2 separate regions of the Homo sapiens genome follow, and region 1 is linked to region 2. A link is a contact called in ENCODE Hi-C or POLR2A ChIA-PET data. All regions are on one chromosome and are shown on one strand. Each heading gives the region's core, a stretch centred on a gene start or an enhancer-like site at or near the end of the contact. The rest is flanking DNA. Distances are from core to core; before and after follow the strand shown.

Region 1 (3,926 bases), core at 303-2,802, 240 kb after region 2:
ATGAGTCTTAACAAAAAAATAACATTATTTGTATTTATTCAAAGTACTGTCAAGATATAATGTCAAGATCTAATTCAAAGGTTCCACAAAGCCTTCCTTGACTGCCCCCAACGAAGATTATCCATTTTCCCTGAAATCCCATTGACTTTTCTATTTTGTAAGGAGGCTCGTGAGACTCTGTCTAAAAACAAAACAAAACAAAAAGAAACAATCAAACGGCTTGCTTCTGTTCTTTGATCTGCTAGTAAGCAAAAATTACACATGGTGACAGGAGCTATGTGAGGCTGTCAGGTTGAATGGGAGGAGTTTGGGATCCTGCTTGTGGATGGTTGGAAGAGGCTTTCGGGAAAGACAGTATTTATGTGAGACCTGGAAGATGGGCCTTAGCTTTGCAGAAGGTGGAGAGGCAGGAAATAGCACGGGGGCCCTGGGGCTGGAAGACTTGGGCATATTTGAGGAACAGAAAGGAGACCAGCATAACTGAGGTGGGAAAAGCATGTGAAGAGATGGGGCTGGAGGAGGCCGGGAGTGGTGGCTCACGCCTGTAATCCCAGCACTTTGGGAGGCCAAGGCAGGCGGATCATGAGCTCAGGAGATTGAGACCATCCTGGCTAACACGGTGAAACCCCGTCTCTACTAAAAATACAAAAAAAAAAAAAAAAAAAATTAGCTGGGCGTGGTGGCGGGCGCCTGTAGTCCCAGCTACCTGGGAGGCTGAGGCAGGAGAATGGCGTGAACCTGGAAGGCGGAGCTTGCAGTGAGCCGAGATTGCACCACTGCACTCCAGCCTGGGAGACAGAGAGAGACTCCGTCTCAAAAAAACAAACAAACGAAACAAAACAAAACAAAAATTAGCCAGGCGTGGTGGTATGCACCTGTAATCCCAGCTACTCGGGAGGTTGAGGCAGGAGAAACGCTTGAACTCAGGAGGCGGAGGTTGCAGTGAGCCGAGACTGCGCCACTGCACTCCAGCCTGGGTGACAGAGGGAGACTCCATCTCAAAAAAAAAAATTTTTTTTTTTTTACAAACGGTGTCTCCCTCTGTCGCCCAGGCTGGAGTGCAGTGGTGTGATCACAGCTCACTGCAGCCTCAACCTCCCCAGCTGAAGCCATCCTCTTGCCTCAGCCTCCTAAGTAGCTGGGACTACAGGCGCGCACCTCCAGGCTTGGCTCTTATTCTTTTTATTGTTTTTGAAACTATAGAACCTATTTTTAAAAAATGTTTTGGTTGTTTTTATTGCTGCTTTTCCTTTTGGGGTTAGAACACAAGTTTTGATGGGAAACAGGTTAGAACACATTCATCTCTTCCCATAGCGATGGTCATAGAAAAACGGGGCATATTTATAAACTCTCAGTTGATCTTAAAATGTGCAAAAGCTGCCGAACTCCCGGGAGTGAAGGGCGAAGCTCGTTAGCATCAACTGTGGCTGGGGAGTGACCGTAGGCAAGAGGGAGGGGCAAGTGTGACTCAGCGCTGTGTGGGCCAGTGTTTAGAGGCCAGCGTGTCCCTGCAAGCACGTGGGACAGTGGTCTGTTCTGCACTGTGCGTGACTCCTCGAGGAAGTCCACTTACCAGTTTCTCCTCACTGGTATTTTTGGGAGTTTCTGAAGAATGCTTGCACTCTTCACAAATCTGTGCTTGTTGTCATTTGTCACTCAGCCAGCTGGCTGCCTTGGGAGATTCTGCCCATGACCTCTGACATCTTAGACTTGGCTTCTCTGGGTTGCCTCAGGGATCTGGCTCTTTCCTTAGGACAGCTAGACATGGGGGTAGTGAAAGGAAATTGCAACGCGGAGAAATCACAATTGTGTGCCGCAGATATTAATGCTCCAGGGTCCTGCTCCTTCCCTGGGGGATCTGATAGGTCATTCCTGTCTTTGGCCCAGAGCTGACATCCTTCCTTAGCTATATCCCCCAAACCTGGAGCCAAACCTCACCCCCTTCTGTGGGGCCCAGTGTAAGGAGAAAAAAAAAATTTACCTCCCACCCAGATGACATCATCATAACCTCCAGATGATGTTATTACCATTCTGCTCTCAATGAAGACAAAGTTAACGCTAGTTTGCAGGAATTTTAGCATATGTATGTATGCATATATATATATATATATATATATATATATATATATATATATGAAACAGAGTTTCACTCTTGTTGCCCAGGTTGGAGTGCAGTGGCATGATCTCTGCTCACCACAACCTCTGCCTCCCGGGTTCAAATTATTCTCCTACCTCAGCCTCCCGAGTAGCTGGGATTACAGGCATGTGCCACCACACCTGGCAAATTTTGTATTTTCAGTAGAGACGGGGTTTCTCCATGTTGGTCAGGCTGGTCTCAAACTCCTGACCTCAGGTGATCCGCCTGCCTCGGCTTTCCAAAGTGCTGGGATTACAGGTGTGAGCCACTACGCCAAGCCGGTTCTTTTCTTTTAATATCATATTAAAATAGAATTTTGGCTTTTCCTTTGGGCCAAAACAATCATTAAATTTTTTTTTTCTCAGAACAAGAGTTGTCTTTCCTCAAATGATGAATTAGAAAAATATTGAAAGTTTGAAATAACAGCACTCTCATGCTTCCAGACACCAAGCAGATGCTTGTTCTTAAACCATTTACTGGCAAAGGGAATGGGATGGCCAGTGATAGGTCAAGGTTAGCCAGGATCTTCTCCTGGGGGTGGGATTGCCATCCCTGAAACAAGTGAATGTGAAGAGAATTTTTATTTATATTTTTAATTAAACATATTATTTAAAATTTTTTTTTAATTTTTTTTTTTTTGACACGGAATCTCGCTCTGTCACCTAGGTTGGAGTGCAGTGGCTCGGCTCACTGCAACCTCCACCTCCCAGGTTCAAGCGATTCTCATGCTTCAACTTCCCGAGTTGCTGGGATTACAGGTGTGCACCACCACACCCAACCAATTTTTGTATTTTTAGTACAGATGAGGTTTCACCATATTGGCCAGACTGGTATTATTACTATTATTTTCTGAGACAGGGTCTCACTCTGTTGCCCAGGCCAGAGTGCAATGGCGAGATCATGGCTCACTACAGCCTCGACTTCCCCAGGCTCAAGTGATCCTCCCACCTCAGCCTCCCTGGTAGCTGGGACTAATAGGCGTGCACCACGATGCCCAGCTAATTTTTGTATTTTTTGTAGAGGCAGGGTTTCGCCATGTTGCCCAGGCTGGTCCCAAAGTCCTGGGCTCAAGCGATCCACCTGCCTCAGCCTCCAACAGTGCTGGGATTACAAGTGTCAGCCACTGCGCCTGGCCCCTAACTTTTTACTCTGCAGAAGAGAAGCATCAGGCCTATAAGCAGAACTGAAATTGAAATCTCATTGGTCCACCAACTAGAATTAGACTAAGTGGTAGTACACAGATTAGGAAACAGAAAAATCAAACTACAGAGGTTTAAACAAGAGGGTATTTAAACACCCTACAGGAAAAATCAAACTACAGAGGTTTAAACAAGGGGATGTAAATTTTCTCACATAAGAAATCTAGCTGGGGACGGTGGCTCATGCCTGTAATCTCAGCACTTTGGGAGGTTGAGGTGAGAAGATCACTTGAGGCCAGGAGTTTAAGACCATCCCTGGCAACATAACAAGACCCCTTTCTCTACAAAAAATAAAAAATTAGCTGGGCTGATTTAAAAATAGATTCTATAGTTTCAACAACAATAAAAAGAATGAGAGCCAGGCCTAGAGGTGCATGCCTGTAGTCCCAGCTACTTGGGAGGCTGAGGCAGGAGGGTTGCCCGGTAGGTCAAGGCTGCAGTGAGCTATAACTGCACCACTGCACTCCAGCTTGGGAGACAGAGTAAGGTGCTGTCTCAAAAAAAAAAAAAAAAAAAAAAAGGAAGAAGATGACATCTGGATTTGGATATAAGGGACTCTGATGTCAGGGTGTGATTCTGCTGTTCTTTCT
Region 2 (3,907 bases), core at 1,237-3,736:
TCACCTCAGAGCGGTGACAGGAGAGAAGACACATTCCGGATTGAGCCAGATTTGGGGGCACCTGTTAGAGCAGCCCAGCTTGAACCCAGTGACAGATTATCCCCCATAAAGCTGCATGTGACATTCCCTCTGAAGGCTTGAGCCCATCACAGGATAGGTTGTGGCTGGGTCCTCAAAGGGAGTGTTGTTCCCCATGAGCCCTTCTCCTGGGCATTTGCAGACTCGAGGGAAGGGGCTCTTCTGTTCACCTACAGCCATGGTGACAGGGGTGGTACGACATCAGGAGGATGCCTTTTCTAAGGCGTGTGGGTTTCAGGCCTTCTGTTTGGGAAACAGATGAGTGAGCCAACCTGGGCCCTATCCTAGAGGGCTCAGATGCCCCTGTGGGGACAGGTCAGTGGCTGACTGCAGCTGGAGTTGATCGTTCAGCTCCAGTTGAGGAGAATCCTCCCGGGCGAGAAGGTGGGGCTGGGCAGCCCAAGCATGAGAAGGAGGCCTCCAGCCTGGAGAAGGTTCCTGGAGGTGGGCAGGAAGGGCCTGGAGGAGGACCAGCTGCTCAGAGGCCTGCTGGCCGTGGGAGATAGCAGAATCCTGGCAGCCCTAGCCAGGCTGTGTGGCAGATCCTGATGCCTTCAGAAGCTCCTGATGGGCCAGGCCTGGTGGGGAGCTGGAAGAAGACGAGAAGGCACGGTGCAGCCCACGGCCATCTCAGAGATGAAAAGGCAGCTGGCCGGCAGGTGGTGGGTTCTTTAGAGTGATGCTCGGGCCAAGGAACGTCAAAAGCAGGCTCAGCACCACGTGCACTCAACTGGCTGTTGTTCCAGACCATCTGTCCCTCATTAATGAAGTTGTCCGGCAGGGCTTATTAATAAGGATGCGTGGGCTTATTCAGCCTGGGCCGTCTTGCTGGAACTAAAGGGCACGCTGATTAAGCTGTAATGACTCCTCAGGCACTGTCAACATGAAGGGAATCTCCAGGCACCCAGTGAGAGGAGAGGACCTTGCAGGCCCCAGGCCCGACCTGAACCCTAAGGCCCACGGGCCACTCACAGGGGAGGACAATCCCAGCCCAAGTGTCATCAACCAGGGCTCCCTGCTGCTCCCAACAACCACCATCCACTTCTCCCTCGGCCAGCAGGACCCAGACTGTGTTTGCAAAGTGAGGTCAGCAGAGTAGCAGCCCCCCAAAGATATCCACATCCTAATCCTTGGAACCTGTGAATGCGTTAGGTTACATGGTGCTGTGGGTTGGATGTGGCTTGTCTATATGCCAAAACTCATGTTGACATTGACACCCAATGTAGCAGTGTTGGGAGGGGTCAGATCCCTCCTGAATACATTAATCCCCTCTGTAGGGGGTGAGTTCTCACCGTCACTTGTGCCTCGTGAGAACAGATTAGTTCCCAAGGGCGTGGTTGTTGAATGGTCTGGTTTCCTCTCTCACTGCGTGATCTCTGCATGCACCTGCTCCCCCTCCATGTTCTGCCCTGAGTGGAAGCAGCATGAGGCCCTCACCAGATGCAGCTGCCCAGTCTTGGACTTTTCAGCCACCAGAATCATGAACCAAATGAACCCCTTAATAAATTATTAACTTATAAATCACCCAGCTTCAGGTATTCTGTTACAGCAAAACAAAATGGACTACGACGTCGTGAGGAGGAGTGAGGGCTGCAGATGGAATTAAGGTTGTTAATCAGCACACATCAAAATAGGGAGATTATCCTTATTCAAGTGGGCCTGCTGCAATCACAGGGGGTTCTTACATGTGGACACGGTGGGTGGGAGTGTCAGCGTCAGAGAGCTACAGTGGAAGGAAGGTGTGACCGGCCATTGCTGAAGACAACAGGGCACCAGACAAGAAACACAGTGGCCTCTAGAAGCGGGAGAAGGCAAGGAAATGGATTCTCCCCTGCAGATTCCTGAAGGAACACAGCCCTGCTGTCACCCTGATTTCAGCCCAGTGAGACCCACAGCAGACTTCTGACCTCCAGGACTGTAATAAACTGGGGCTGTGTTAAGCCACTGCCTTTGTGGAAATGTTACAGCAGCTGTTGGAAACTCACAAAAAAGGGGAACAGGTCCTCTTTGAAATACTCAGACCCCCGGATGCCCTTGCAGCGAAGGCGGCTGCGTGTCCCCAGGCTGGCTGGTGAGGCCCAGCAGATGCTGCCGGCTTTCCAGAAAAGCCATCATTTTGCAGATAAAAAGGGACACACTCCAGAGATGCAGCTTTTTGCCTTTACCCAGCCCCCTTCTCACTCCCACCTTCTTCCTGCCTACAGCACGGATGAAAGACTAGAGGTGGGGCAGCCAGGCAGGGCCAAGATGATGACTGCCACATCCTGAGGACAGCAGAGTGCAGCAGACAGGAGCCAGGACTGCTGCACTGTGGAGTTGCTGCCCGGCCCCGGGAGAATGGACTGCCTCCAACTTCCTGTGACGTGAGAGCCATAAACGCTGCTGGGCCAAGCCTGGATCCCGTGGCATGTAGCCACACACAACCCAAGTGACATGCAGCTCTTGCGATGACAAGAAAGGAGCCAGAAACCTGGCTGGCGCTGGGTGTTGGGGGATCTCAGGGTGGAGGGGGCCCAGGGTGCTGGCTTCACACTGAGCAGCACTCCTCGTTGGTCACAAGGGAATGTGGGTAAGTACCAGGGCCCTGGGAAGTGCCCCCAACAATTCGAACCACACAACTCCAGGGCACAGCTGTTGGCGGGCGCACAAGCACCACCAGCCTCACACACGCAGATGCGGTCCCCCCTCCAGAGAAAACACACCAGCACACTGCACACACAGCATGGGTGCATGTGCACACATGTATACATTTATTGCATAAAATTCATCATAGCACTTTCCCCCATATTTTTATAATCCAAAAGGAAAATGATTCAAGAAAGGATTTCATTGTGCTCAGTTTCAAAAAATATAAAAATGGACATCAGATTAGAGATACAAGTTCATACGCTGAACTGAATTGTACATACCAACTGCCTGGCTATGGAAACCCGTGACTTGACTTAGGGGTGCTGATGACATGATCTCGACAAGAACCCCCTAGCAACTCTCAGGTGGAGGCAGCACAGGGATGCGGTTCCTGGTGAGGAGGGTCCTCACTCGGTGACCACACTGCCTGGGCTCACAGCTGGAGGGCTCACCCATGAGGGACACGGGTGGACACCCACTGCTTCACATGCCTAATTCACATTAGAAACATGTAAAGCCATTCAGTCTGTGCAATAAAGAGATCCTGTATGAAATCCACTCATTCCTTGGAGGGAAGCTGGCCCGGAGGCACGCTCTGGTTGACGGGTGACGCACAGTCCTCCAGGGCCTGCATTGCATCCATGACACAGACACACGTGAACACCCAGCCCGCCGGTCCTAGCAGCCAGCTGTGAAAGCTGTGTCAAGTCACGGGGGTTCCTTTCTAACAGCTAAAGCTCAAAGGCATACTGGACCCTGAGGGAAAACAGGAGAGCCTGAGATGGGAAGGGAAGAAAGGGATTTGCACCTTCACAGAGCAAAATGGGACAACGGGACGGGGAGGTTGAAGACAAGACCTTGGCTCAGGAGTGTGTCTGTCTTCAGCACCAGCCAGCCCCACCGTTCCCGCTGCACTGTGTGTGCAAAGACACACACTCTCACCACAGTGCCACACCTGCGGCCCAGACACTCCCTCCTGGTCTCTGAAGGCCAGAATCCCACTCGTGTGGAAGATCCAGGTACCCACCAGATTTAACAAAACAGAGAAACGATCCCTCCCCAAGCCTACAGAACACTTGGTGCGAGCATCCTTTTACAACAGCTGTAGGTTTCTGTATAATTTCTTGAGCACACAAAAGTTACAGTGCACACGGGTGCGGCTGAGTGACACGCCAGCCAGTCTGACTCAGAAGCCCTGCAG

Evidence for each region. Hi-C counts contacts between places; a loop is a spot of excess contacts on that map. ChIA-PET counts read pairs that join two places held with the same protein, here RNA polymerase II (POLR2A). Pooled maps may share reads with other maps.
Region 1: a loop to region 2 is called in a pooled map, with 2.6 times the contacts of the local background. The contact joins two enhancer-like sites. A Hi-C loop is called at or near these places in 2 of 168 maps with a recorded cell type or tissue (OCI-LY7 and lower leg skin), 1 of 37 single-sample maps with no recorded cell type and 5 of 50 pooled maps. POLR2A ChIA-PET finds 5 or more read pairs at or near these places in 3 of 52 experiments (A673, GM12878 and OCI-LY7).

The regions. Positions count from the first base shown.
Region 1 is chr12:124,902,502-124,906,427 of GRCh38, reverse strand. No RefSeq gene overlaps it. Among named protein-coding and RNA genes, the nearest start is that of UBC, 10 kb to the left of the region's middle. Within about 2 kb of position 1,552, at least 27 of the 41 ENCODE cell types and tissues checked have a DNase peak (open chromatin) inside an H3K27ac peak, as active enhancers do.
Region 2 is chr12:125,142,215-125,146,121 of GRCh38, reverse strand. It overlaps AACS (acetoacetyl-CoA synthetase), which reads right to left. Exons shown (of 18, transcript NM_023928.5): 18 at 2,806-3,907. The coding sequence ends at 3,893. Among named protein-coding and RNA genes, the nearest start is that of TMEM132B, 42 kb to the left of the region's middle. RefSeq lists an enhancer at 2,441-3,015. Within about 2 kb of position 2,486, at least 3 of the 41 ENCODE cell types and tissues checked have a DNase peak (open chromatin) inside an H3K27ac peak, as active enhancers do.